Linked DNA regions of Homo sapiens: region 2 is linked to region 1. Evidence: chromatin contacts called from ENCODE Hi-C or POLR2A ChIA-PET data. All regions are on one chromosome and are shown on one strand. Each heading gives the region's core, a stretch centred on a gene start or an enhancer-like site at or near the end of the contact. The rest is flanking DNA. Distances are from core to core; before and after follow the strand shown. Region 1 overlaps NTNG1 (netrin G1). Region 2 holds the start of PRMT6 (protein arginine methyltransferase 6).

What was found. Hi-C counts contacts between places; a loop is a spot of excess contacts on that map. ChIA-PET counts read pairs that join two places held with the same protein, here RNA polymerase II (POLR2A). Pooled maps may share reads with other maps.
Region 2: a loop to region 1 is called in a map with no recorded cell type, with 2.6 times the contacts of the local background. The contact joins the promoter of PRMT6 here to the enhancer-like site in region 1. A Hi-C loop is called at or near these places in 4 of 37 single-sample maps with no recorded cell type and 1 of 50 pooled maps. POLR2A ChIA-PET finds 5 or more read pairs at or near these places in 1 of 52 experiments (activated B cell).

What each region holds. Positions count from the first base shown.
Region 1 is chr1:107,243,562-107,250,314 of GRCh38, forward strand. The region is part of intron 2 of NTNG1 (netrin G1); the gene reads left to right. Among named protein-coding and RNA genes, the nearest start is that of NTNG1, 110 kb to the left of the region's middle. Within about 2 kb of position 3,515, at least 3 of the 41 ENCODE cell types and tissues checked have a DNase peak (open chromatin) inside an H3K27ac peak, as active enhancers do.
Region 2 is chr1:107,052,762-107,059,514 of GRCh38, forward strand. It overlaps PRMT6 (protein arginine methyltransferase 6), which reads left to right and starts at 3,913. Exons shown (of 1, transcript NM_018137.3): 1 at 3,913-6,533. The coding sequence starts at 3,955. The coding sequence ends at 5,082. RefSeq lists enhancers at 4,145-4,194, 4,215-4,354, 4,365-4,494, 4,505-4,714.

The DNA.
Region 1 (6,753 bases), core at 2,265-4,764:
TGTTTCGTTTTTTGAGATGGGCTTTCACTGTATTGCCCTGGCTAGAGCGCACCAGCTGTTCACAGGCACGGTCGTAGTGTGCACTGCAGCCTTGAAGCTGTCCTGCCTCAGCCTTCCAGTAGCTGGGACTACAGGTGTGTGCCACCACAGCTGGCTTCTTATGCTGCTCTAGAGAGAGGGAAAGGAGCTATGTCTCAACAGACTGAGAGTTTTCGTTTTTTTTTTCAATATATGACTCTGCACTCGAATCATTTTAATGTAAGGATAGATATACCGATAGAAGAAAACTATTCAGTTCCTTATGCCCTCACTCTTTAAATATATTATTTTTCAAATTTTGTTAAAACTAGGCATTTTGTCCAGTGAAGTAAAGTGGCTACAGAAAATGTTAGGAGATTTTGTTTTATTTTGACATGAAAAATGAAATTACAAACAAACTTGGAGGCAAATTAACCACTTAGCAATAGAGCATCTTTCAATCCATGGCAATAATTGCTGGAAGCTAAAAACATGCTAGTATAATAAATACATTTGAAAAATACACCTATCATTGCCGCTAATGTGTAGGTTACTAACTTTATATATAATGTTGCCTGTTGTTTAGTTTTATATATTTGCTTTATATACATAGAAACCAATAAACAAGAGTATGAGTGTTACCTACATTTGCTTATCCTGTGGAGACAAAGTACTAATAAAATAGATACAACTTAAAAGTTTGAATGATTTATTTTTCTCTTATGCTGCCTGTAACTTCTAAAACTCATGATTCTGAAAAAGTAAAAAGTGTTGACAATTTTGTTTCCCCTCCAAATCCCCATCATTTTAACTTGTTCTGAAATGTGCCACGTGAGGTATCCTGTATTATGTGCCCGCATCTGCTGCTCCATACAAACCGATGCTGCTGTCTTAGAAATAATAGGCCCCCTTTTATTCCCTAATAGACACTGCCATTATGTGAGATCATGTTCAAGCTTTAAATTTTTCCACTCTGTATTTCTGTTTTCAGTTTATCTTATGGAATAAATGGTCCATTATTTCAGTAATTTTGTATATTGTTATATTTTTGAGTTTCCTTTCTCTGTGTCTCCCTCTTCCTTCCTCCTTCTCCTGCCAGCTCAAGGTGTTCTCTCCCTTCTTCTCTGTCTGTCTGTCTGTCTGCCAATCTAGCTCTCTCTCTTACACATGCCTTACACAGATCTTCTGAATGAGGTGAAGAGTGTGGCGCGAACAGCAGGACCTTGACTGTGGCACGGTCTGGACTGTGCATCTTGCACTGGAGAATTTAGCTGTCACTTTGGAGCCTGATAGAACTAGTGTGCAATTCACATGCCCCAAGTCCTGAAAGGGAAACTGCATCTGGTGTCAGCGCAGTTCACTGATAAGATTTTATCTTTTCTCCTGCTGATACTGATAGAGCCATAGCCAGGTGAGCAGTAAATAAAGAAGATTTATTGTGGGCTGGATTTGTTAGCTAACAGAACTTTCTCGGAACTGTATCAAAAAAAGACCCATAAGTGTTCATCTTTCACATCTATAGAGCTCAATAATGAATGATGTGGTGGGGGAGGGACAGCGGCAGGAATTTATCCAGGCAAATTCCTTTTAAACAATAAACACTTCATACACTATCAGGCTAATCTGAATAGATGACTAAAAATCCAGTGGTTGATAAATTATCAGCATGGCACCTGCATCTTATGCTTGAAAAACCTTGAGCAAACCCAGGGCTATACTTGTGGATTAATTGAGCATGCATAATTTACCACTGCAGTTTACGTAAGTGTAAGTATTTTTCTCATTCTGGTAAATAGGCATTTCCAGCTTCAGGAGAAAAATCAGAATGTTGCTGTACAAAGAAATGAGCCATCAGCCTATTTGGCTATTATAAGAAAAAAGAATCTCTGCTCTTGCCACCACTGCTTAGTTTTTAAATTGAAATGATTTTTCAAGTTTAATTTGCTTTTCTCCATTTATGTATATTTCTTTTTATTCATATTTATTGTCTTGCTTTTACTATTGTTTGTAATCAATACTGTTTTCTTAGTCTAATTTGATGCTACTTATTTGAATGATTTACAGAACGTTAATCTAGGAAAATACTTTCATTGCAGTTGTTTTATGTAGCCAAGGGTGAAAAGCAAATGCGTAGGGATTAAGAGTCACAGAAACACATCAAGGTTTGAATGGCTTGCTGCGTATTATCACCCATGCGCTTTTTAATTAGGTGTTAATACTAAGTCACTATTTTCTCATCTATTAAATGGAAGTAATACCTATCCCAAAAATTGTTCTATTACATGTTATAATGAATAAACAGCCTCATTTAAAGCCAGAAACATACTAGGTGGTCAATAAATGATATGTATCCTTGTAATTCTCTTATTAAAACAAAATTTATTTCATATATATCAGCTGTAAATTTTACATCCCTAGATTAGTAGTTTAAAAACATTTGTTGCTATAGGAGATTTTATTTAATTATTATTTTTGTTTTGTTTTGTTTTGGAGACAGAGTCTTGCTCTGTTGCCCAGGCTGGAGTACAGTGGTGTGATCTCCGCTCACTGCAAGCTCCGCCTCCTGGGTTCATGCCATTCTCCTGCCTCAGCCTCCTGAGTAGCTGGGACTACAGGCACCTGCCACCACGCCTGGCTAATTATTTTTGTATTTTTAATAGAGACGGGGTTTCACCGTGTTAGCCAGAATAGTCTCGATCTCCTGACCTTATGATGTGCCCACCTCGGCCTCCAAAAGTGCTGGGATTACAGGCTTGAGTTTATTTAATTATTAGTAGTAGGCTATACAATATAAAGTCAATATGAGAGTTTTATTCTCCTTGTTTAAGCAAAAAAAAAAAAAAAATGTCCTTGTGGGAAAGGAAAGCTTAAATGCAACTGTTTTTAAATGATACTATTATAAATATATTAATCCCTGTTTTACAATGGGGAAATACCTTTAAACCTCAATTGATGTAGTAGTCATAATCGTGAGTGGCTGGGTTTCCATTTGATTTTTCTCATCTACTCCTATTTCCTGTAATATAATATATACATTATAATTTTAAAAATGTGTTTTACCTATGCTTAATTTTTTATTGCGGTAGCTACTAATGCTGAAATCTTAAATTTTGCAATCTCAGAGCCCCTGTATAGTAAGTTATAAAAAATGTAAATATAATAGGAAAACTGACTACTTAAAGGAGCTTTTCAGTGAATCACACATAAAATCCAAGATCCTGTTTATAACAGAGGTTAAATTTATTTATATAGTAAATCTAATTTTTCATGATATACAACACCCATATGTAAATTGTAATAGCCATCGTACGCTTCCTTTCTTGGTGAGAACTACAGCTATCAGCCAGGCATCGGGTTATTCCTATAAAGACATGTCACATTATCTGCCACTTCTCTGTGGCTTTATTGATGTGGCTGTCACCCTAGAAACCCAGCGGATTCGGAGATGAGGCTGTCTTCCTACTTGATTTTTCACTAAAGTACATTTGAGGAGACCACTGTGAGGCTCTGGTGGAAGAAGCCGAAAGGGTAATTCTCCATAAGAATAGTTGTAACCTTCTGAGACTTTGTGTCTGCACTCATGCAATTGGTCATTTCCTGAATACTAAGTGGGACTTGTCGCACCATTAATCATGCCACAACAGCACCCTCAATCTTGCTTAGAAATAATCATTACTTAATTAGCTGGTCTTTTCTTTGTGTTTCTATCTCTTTCAGTCGTAAGTTTAAAATGAGGCTACAGAGTGATGAAAAGGAGAGAAACAAGCTAAGAAGATCATGTAATGGCTAGCACAGAGCTTGGAGTTAGATAGGCCAAGTTTCTCTACTACTGATGAGCTGTATCATGCAAAGTCATACAAGTTACTTAAAATACTTAAGACTCTGATTCTTCTTCTGTAAAGTGAGTATAATAACGTCTTTCAGTGTGTGTTAGTGAATTCTTGACAGACCTATGCTCGAAAACATGGACCTTCTCTTCAATTTTTGCCTTAATACTGTGAGTTTGGGTCCCAATCTTAGAACTTGACCTTTTCCCTCCCCTCCAGATAACATGATCAGCTTTTCTTTGTCGGGTTCCTGAATGTCAAACTTGTAATGCCAACCATTTGCCACATAAAGGAGAAGATCTCATTTACTCCTAACAAATGAGTTATCTTATAAAAAACAAAAACAAAAAACCAATATCAATGTCAAGTGAAGCAAATCTCAGCTGTGGGCTCCATCAGCTATCCAGACCTTGAGAAGCTTTGTGGTTCTCTGCTCAGTTAATATGTGTCTGACACCCACCTTTTCAAGTGAAGCCAGTGCAGTGAAGTCAGTCTGGTGCTGCACAGATGAGGTGAAAAGTGGATGGAGAGGCTCAGACTCACCAACTACAGTTGTTCCTTCATTTAGATAGTTGTAGAGTTCCCATAGAACTAGGAGTGGTCATTCAAAATGATCCCTTGCCACGGTAGTAGACTTTTTTCTTTTTTTCTTTTATTTTTTAGCAATCCTACTGCCAACATGCCATTCTATTTAAATGGAAAATGCCACTGTGTATACTATTATTGTAATAAGGTACCTTGTCTCCAAGTCAGAAGTTAAGAAAGAGAAATGAAAGTTTTCAGGCCTCTTGGCAGCTGGGGCTCAGTCCTGTGACCTTGCCTTTGTTAACCAGATCATTCTGTTTGGGGTCTTGACTCCTGAATGAGAATGGTGAGGATTCATTCATGATCACTTCGATGATGGCAGTGGCAGCATCATGTCACAATGCTATTGGGTTCACCTATGTAATACGATGTCTTCTCCAATTTCTAGAGGGAGTAGCAGGTGGTGAAGCCAGTTTTTGGTTTAGGAAAGTCTGGGATTTGTAGCTGCCTTTACAAATTTGGTGCTCAACAGACATGAGAGGTAACAAGGAGTTAATCTTACTAAGGAACTAAGATTACCTAGCGTACTTTCACTACCCACTTGTCCTCAGGTCTTCTGTGATTTAAGACAAGCATTTTTCATTGCTTTTGGCCACCAAGTAGAGTTCACTGAATCTATAATGACGATCACAATATAAGCGATTTTATTAACCTGTCGGTTACTATACAACTTTCTTATTCTGGTCACATCCCAAATCCAGGAGGGTGGTGAAAATGCAAGACTGTTCTTTATTCCCAAAGTACTGAATTTCACATCATTCTTTCATGAATGGGCACAGGTATACTTGTATGTATATCTGGCTTATAAATCCTTAAGAATGTTGGTGGTTTACTTCATCAGAGGTTTATTATTATTGATTGAAATGTAAAAGTTAGGCCGGGGGTGGTGGCTCATGCCTATAATCCCAGAACTTTTGGAGGCCAAGACAGGCGGATCATCTGAGGTCAGGAGTTCAAGACCAGCCCAGCCAACATGGTGAAACTCTGTCTCTACTAAAAGTACAAAAAAAAAAAAAAAATTAGCTGGGCATGGTGCAGGCGCCTGTAATCTCAGCTTCTTGGGAGGCTGAGGCAGGAGAATCACTTGAACCCGGGAGGTGGGGGTTGCAGTAAGCCGAGATCACACCACTGCACTCTAACCTGGGTGACAAGAGTGAGACTCTATCTCAATAATAATAATAATAATAATAATTTAAAAGTTAGTTTGGGTAAGGCCGGGCACGGTGGCTCACACCTGTAATCCCAGCACTTTGGGAGGCTCAGATGGGCGGATCACCTGAGGTCATGAGTTCGAGACCAGCCTCAACATGGAGAAACCCCATCTCTACTAAAAATGCAAAATTAGCTGGGCGTAGTGGCGCATGCCTGTAATCCCAGCTACTCTGGAGGCTGAGGCAGGAGAATTGCTTGAACCTGGGGTGCGGAGGTTGCTGTGAGCCGAGATGGCGCCATTGCACTCCAGCCTGGGCAACAAGAGTGAAACTCCGTCTCAAAAAAAAAAAAAAAAAAAGTTAGTTTGGGTAACTATATGTGTATTTGGACATTATGTCTAAGACACTATTATTTGCATTGTTTCCTAGAAGTTCCCCAAATGTGTTATTGTGATGAGACTACCCTAAAAATGGGTTCTGTGTTCATATGAGTTTTCAGAGAACTACATAAAATCTCTTTCTCTTAATAATCCACACTGTATATTAGCATGTTAAGGACTTCACAATTCCTGAGAAAATGAGCTTACTTCACATCGTTTGACTCAGAGTTTTACAAATTTGCATGACTACAAAGACCCTTCCTGTAAAATAAAAACTATGGGACTAACACTTTATGAGATATATTTTGGGAAATGTTACCATAATATGCATTTTTCTATTGTATTTTTCTGCATCACATGTTTTCACCAACAGATGCACTGGGCTTACATGGGAGAAGAGCAGGTACTAACAGAGATATTCATTTGTAAGTCAATTCATTCCAGTGGTCCTTCCCCATGGTGACAGTCTCCCATGCAGTGTAGGGGCAGGGAGAAGTGCTTTTCTTGTTATATAAAAGGATCAGAAACTTATTTATTTACCTACATTTACCTACAGTCTTTGATGAAGCCTTCCTTGGCACAAATTTATACCTTTAGACATAGGTCCAGATTGTTACTGTCTTCATAGATTTAATTCACTGATTATTTTAACCAAAGAGGTCTCCAAAGTGATAAGATAATGAGATGGCTTCACAAAGAATGTAGAAAACTGAAACCTCTTCTGGTAAAAATACAAAGAACTGTATGAAAATGATACACACCAAATTCAGGATGGTGGTTACTGCTGCCAGG
Region 2 (6,753 bases), core at 2,663-5,162, 190 kb before region 1:
AAAATGAAAAATACAAAATCTTGGTGTTCAAATGTCCACAGTCCAAAGCCAGATATATAAATAGTTCTGATACAATGATACAAGTGCAAAAAGAGTTATATGTATTAAAGGGCCATAGACTGGCTGAAAAAACATCATTTGAGCATTAGCTAAAAAGATGAGTGAGAGGAGGGAAGAGTAGAGGCACGCAAAGCAAAAGTACAGAAGTCCCAAAATTCATAGTGTTTTTGGAGAACAGTAAGCTGTATATTTCAAACTTTTAACCATAACCTGAAGCAAGAAATATACATACAGTACTTTTTTTAGACGGAGTCTCGCTCTTTCACCAGGCTGGAGTGCAGTGGCACAATCTCTGCTCACTGCAACGTCTGCCTTCCGGGTTCAAGCGATTCTCCTGCCTCAGCTTCCTGAGTAGCTGGGACTACAGGCGCGTGCCACCATGCCCAGCTAATTTTTGTATTTTTAGTAGAGACAGGGTTTCACCATGTTGGCCAGGATGGTCTCGAACTTCTGACCTCGTGATCTGCCTGCCTCGGCCTCCCAAAGTGCCAGGATTACAGGTGTGAGCCACGAAACAAGTTTTATGAAATAATACCCACCTTTACTCATTTGACACATTTAGTATTTTCTGATCTATTATTTCTTCTTAATGGTGGTCAAGTTGCACTAAATTAAAATTTCAAGATCATTTGTTTGAAAAACTGGGTTTGAGCATTGAATAGACGTGGCAAGCAGATCGCTGAAATGAAAATACTAAGAATGCTCTGCCAGCAGAACTCCAACTCTTCTCCCATGCAGGTGGTTTGCTGCTGAGCCGCACGGCTTAGGGAAGGGCTATGATCTAGGTCCCTTTCCTACTTAAAACATCTCACTGTGGTACAAAAGATCAGTAAAGAACTCCTTCTCTATATCAAATAAAAGGGCAGGAAAGGAAAGTGCCACAGACCTTTTTTAATCTGCTCTAGGGATAATGTTTGGTGCTTACCACTATTCTATCTAGAAGCATTAACAGTATTTAAAATTTATACTATTCTCATTTCTGGGAGCATTCCACATTCTATCTATATCTGGATCTATCTCAGAGTTTACCAAGTCACATTGTCACATTGAACTAATGAAGCAAAACTCTCTACATCCACAATAGACTTTGTTCAAGACTATTTATTGAGCACTTTCTATGTGCCAGCTTCTGTTGTAGTGCTAAGGACTGCAATAGTGGGAATACAAAAGTCCAAGTCTCCTGGAGTTGATATTGTATAGAAAACAAATAAATTAATTAAATACATACAGATAATAATGAATGCTGGGAGGGAACAAAATAGTGTCTTGGGTTTGAAAATATTATTTAAGGAAGCCAGGAAAGGCCTTTTTCATGAGGTAACATTTAAGTTGAGACATGAAGGATGAGAAGCCACTAAAGTGAAGTGCTAAGGAGAAAAACAATTTTCTCAGCACCAGAAGAGTATGCATGACGACCTGACACAGGAAAGAAATGTGTTATTAGAAACCAGTATATCTTGAGCCCAATGAAGAGTTGGGAAAAATGGTATGAGATGAGATGGGAAGTTACCTGAAGTTACTGAATTGTTCCATTAACTAACACGGGAAGTTACTGAAGAATGACATGGCCCAATGGGTTTTATAAAAGCTTATTCTTTCAGCTATGTAGAGAAGGGATTAGATAGGGTTGAGATTAGAAGCTGAGCGATCCCTTAGGAGACTAATTTTCAGGCAAGTCAATATGGAAGATTAGACTAGGGTGTTGACAATAGAAATGGAGAAAAGCAGATGGATTCAAGATATATTTTGGAGGTAGAACCAGTGAAACTTATATTCAGAATTTTCTTAAAAGAGACCATAAGGAAGTGAATTGAAAATTGGGTGAAGGAATGAATGTATTTAAAAGGAAAAGGTGACATTTTGAGGAAAGAAAGAATGGCAAAAGTATACACTAAGTAACAACCTATTAATAAAAGTAACATATTAAAGTGGTCACATTTACAACTCTAATCTGATGTCCTACACTGGGCCTCAATTATCTTAAAATAAGATATTAAACCAAGGCAGAAAAAGAGAAGAAATACTTCAAGGTTTTTAGCCTTAAATGGTTGAGCCCAGGCCACTGAAAAAAATACAATTTACCCAATTAAAATAACGAAGCAAGATTTAACTAAGATCATTTTAGTGAGAAACAGTTGTTCTCACCCTGGCTGCCCATTAGAATTCCCTGGGGAGCTTTTAAAAACTAGAAGCCCAGGTTCCACTGGAGTGATTCCGATTTAATTGGTCTGAGGTAGACCCAGGCATCGGTATTTTTTAAAAAGCTCCTTAGAGAATTCTAATAAGCAGCCAGGATGGAGAGTCTTGAGTTAGAAGTAGAGTACAGCTAAGGATGCCATATCAATAAACCTATTCTGCTAATGAAAGATTAATAGAGAAAATAGGATGAAAGAACTTTGATCCCAGACAAGGAATACAGGCCTATTGGTTACAAGGACATAATTCAAGACCACAAGAAAATAAAAATCCATTTTACTCTGAGTGACTTTTTTTTCAAGCTGGCAGAAAATGGCATTATGCCCACCTTGTTAATAACACGGACACCCATACAGATGCCACACATATTTAAAAACATATTTTATTTCCATTATGGACAACAAAAAGAGAGTAACAGCTGATGGTTGACTACAAGAAAAATATAAGAGAAAGAGGAGAGTGTCAATATTGCCCGGACAAGAAAACACAGGAAAAAATGAATTGCATTGAGAAAGTGATTAAAAGAAATTGATTCCGTTATTTCTGAGAGAAAAAAACGCATATATATATAGAATACACCTAGCAACGAGTTTGCTTGTATCACATGGCTCTTGAGTCTGCACTTTTCAGGATTTAACTCTTAAGAGAGCCACAGAATTATCAGAGCAGAGCCGAAAGCCAAGTAACTATTCTTCTAAGTAGAACCAGAAACCTAGTTCTTCCCCAACTGCAATGAAGATTCGCTGGTGGGTGAATGGGCAACTAAAGGCCAGAGAAGTTCTATTATTTGCCCTAAATCACTCAACTAATTAGTGGTCATACTGGAATCAGAACCAAGATTTTGCATTGTTAGGTTTTAATTTTGTTACATTTGCACTCTAACTGCACTGAAAACAGAAAAAAGAAATGCGTAGTGCAGTTTCTAAATTGCCACAGCTGGAGCACTTTAAGAGCTACAATTGTCCAGTTAAGGCGGTAGTGGGTGGATGGTGCTGCCATGTTAATTCGGTGGAATAAAACCAGAGGTGAGTTAGGCCGGGCGCGGTGGCTCACGCTTGTAATCCCAGCACTTTGGGAGGCCGAGGTGGGCGGATCACCTGAGGTCGCGAGTTTGAGACCAGCCTGACCAACAGGGAGAAACCCCGTCTACCAAAAATACAAAATTAGCCGGCCCTGGTGGCATGCGCCCGTAATCCCAGCAACTCGGGAGGCTGAGGCAGGAGAATCGCTTGAACCCAGGAGGCGGAGGTTGCGGTGAGCGGAGATCGCGCCATTGCACTCCAGCCTGGGAAACAAGAGCGAAACTCCCTCTCAAAAAAAACAAAAAACAGAAAAACAAACAAAAAAAACAGAGGTGAGTTCAGCAGAAGAAACAAAGGTGGATTATTAGTCTTAAGTGTGCGTGCCTACTTCAGGAAGGGAGTGAAAGCAAAAAACTGAGGAGCTAAGGGTGGGAGGGGGAATGAAAGGATCTCAGAATGTGGGCGTCGTGGGTGGGAAAAGGGATGCCAGGACACCAGAAGAGCAATACAAAACAGCTCCCGTGAGCAGGCACAGGAGACCTTCCGCGCCGCCGGCCGGGCGACCCCGCAGGAAGTAGGAAGGACGAGCGCGCACTACAAGTCCCAGAAGCCCCCGTTTCCTGGAGCCCGCGCCGTGCCGCGCTACGCCCGCCGGGAGCCGGGCAGAGCGGCCAAGATGTCGCAGCCCAAGAAAAGAAAGCTTGAGTCGGGGGGCGGCGGCGAAGGAGGGGAGGGAACTGAAGAGGAAGATGGCGCGGAGCGGGAGGCGGCCCTGGAGCGACCCCGGAGGACTAAGCGGGAACGGGACCAGCTGTACTACGAGTGCTACTCGGACGTTTCGGTCCACGAGGAGATGATCGCGGACCGCGTCCGCACCGATGCCTACCGCCTGGGTATCCTTCGGAACTGGGCAGCACTGCGAGGCAAGACGGTACTGGACGTGGGCGCGGGCACCGGCATTCTGAGCATCTTCTGTGCCCAGGCCGGGGCCCGGCGCGTGTACGCGGTAGAGGCCAGCGCCATCTGGCAACAGGCCCGGGAGGTGGTGCGGTTCAACGGGCTGGAGGACCGGGTGCACGTCCTGCCGGGACCAGTGGAGACTGTAGAGTTGCCGGAACAGGTGGATGCCATCGTGAGCGAGTGGATGGGCTACGGACTCCTGCACGAGTCCATGCTGAGCTCCGTCCTCCACGCGCGAACCAAGTGGCTGAAGGAGGGCGGTCTTCTCCTGCCGGCCTCCGCCGAGCTCTTCATAGCCCCCATCAGCGACCAGATGCTGGAATGGCGCCTGGGCTTCTGGAGCCAGGTGAAGCAGCACTATGGTGTGGACATGAGCTGCCTGGAGGGCTTCGCCACGCGCTGTCTCATGGGCCACTCGGAGATCGTTGTGCAGGGATTGTCCGGCGAGGACGTGCTGGCCCGGCCGCAGCGCTTTGCTCAGCTAGAGCTCTCCCGCGCCGGCTTGGAGCAGGAGCTGGAGGCCGGAGTGGGCGGGCGCTTCCGCTGCAGCTGCTATGGCTCGGCGCCCATGCATGGCTTTGCCATCTGGTTCCAGGTGACCTTCCCTGGAGGGGAGTCGGAGAAACCCCTGGTGCTGTCCACCTCGCCTTTTCACCCGGCCACTCACTGGAAACAGGCGCTCCTCTACCTGAACGAGCCGGTGCAAGTGGAGCAAGACACGGACGTTTCAGGAGAGATCACGCTGCTGCCCTCCCGGGACAACCCCCGTCGCCTGCGCGTGCTGCTGCGCTACAAAGTGGGAGACCAGGAGGAGAAGACCAAAGACTTTGCCATGGAGGACTGAGCGTTGCCTTTTCTCCCAGCTACCTCCCAAAGCAGCCTGACCTGCGTGGGAGAGGCGTAGCGAGGTCGGAGGGGAAAGGGAGATCCCACGTGCAAGTAGGGGGAATATCTCCCCCTTTTCCCTCATAGCCTCTAGGGAGGGAGAGTGACTTCATTCTCCATTTGAAGAGATTCTTCTGGTGATGTTTACTTAAAAAGTGATCCCCCTCAACAACGGATACAGCGTGCTTATTATTGGGCATTTAGCCTCAAAAGCATGTAGTACCAAGCACTTGTATTTCCGTATATTTTGTTTCGCGGGGGAGTGAGGGGGAAGAACACGGATGAAAATGTCAGTTTTTGAAGGGTCCATGCACATCCCTGACACCTCACACCTTATCTAAGTCTGAAGCTGGGGAGAAAGGGGTTCATTTAGACTTCATACATTTCCAGTACGACTTTAGTATCTCTCCAGAGCCATATTTTCTCAGTCCGAATTAATTCCCCCTCCCTAGGTGCCTGTAGGCTATGGTACTTCTTCCTCATTGTTTTCTAGGTAAACTTCACTACTGGTAATTAAGGGGAAGGATATGAGGAAGCAGTTTAAATAGCCCTGTTCTCATTACTCTGACCACATACATCATAGGGTGCTAAAGTTGATGAACACATTAATCCGTTAAGTAAAATGGACTTTGTAATTGTACAGCATACCTAAGAAACTCAGAAGGTGCATTTAAGAGAGAGACCTGAAAGAAATAGTATGGATTTTTAAAAATTCTTGTCTCTACTATTATAACCAAAAAATATTTCTTGTATGTCCCATAAAAATATTTGTGTAATTCTTATGAAACAGGCTGGTAGAGGAGGTTTCTGAGCCTAGCCCAAGGGCTTATTCATCACCATGGGTAAATTATTTAAACTCACTTAATTAAGGAAAATATTTTCCCAGCTAGAAAAGTATACTCATTCTCATTTAAACTCTCTCATTTGGAGGGATCATGTGAGTTGGCCTACTTACAAGTAGTGAAAGTTCCCTTTTCAGTTTTGTTTTGTTTTGTTTTGTTTTTCTCTTTCACTCAGCCAAATGTGAAAGTTGTGAATTTAGGAAAATCACTTGTAATGAAGTGTGAATCTTGTTATCAAATTTATTTCTCTGATGTTTCCTTCCTTATCCTTGTAGCCAATAAAACATTGACATTCTCACGTTTTATAGATGAGGTAAAAAGTCTTGTGTGCTGTGAGTTATAATGCTTTTGCCTTTTTAATATTATTAGTTCTTAAGTGTTACAGCCCCTTCAGAATATAACTTCAGGACAATTCAAACTATGCTTAATGTATGATTTTCGAGCTTCTGTATGCTAAGAAAATAGGTGTGAAAAACTGGTGTTCTGAAATAGCCTAACATTTATTGTAATTCTGAATTTTCTGCCCTTTTATTCATTGCATATTAAAGTATTAGAGTATAAAAACTAATTTGCTAAACTTTGGTTGTATATAACACAGATCTTCCATCATGGAGAGATATACATGTACAAAATTATCAATTTACAAGATAATTGAGTAGCAAGCAGTACAGTTGTAACCGTCACCATTTTGATGCTAAGATAGTGATCATCTCATGTAAATGCTACAGTCACAGCAAGCTAGACTTAAGCTAGAGGGAAAATAGAGCTCCTTATAAGGTGTTCTATGT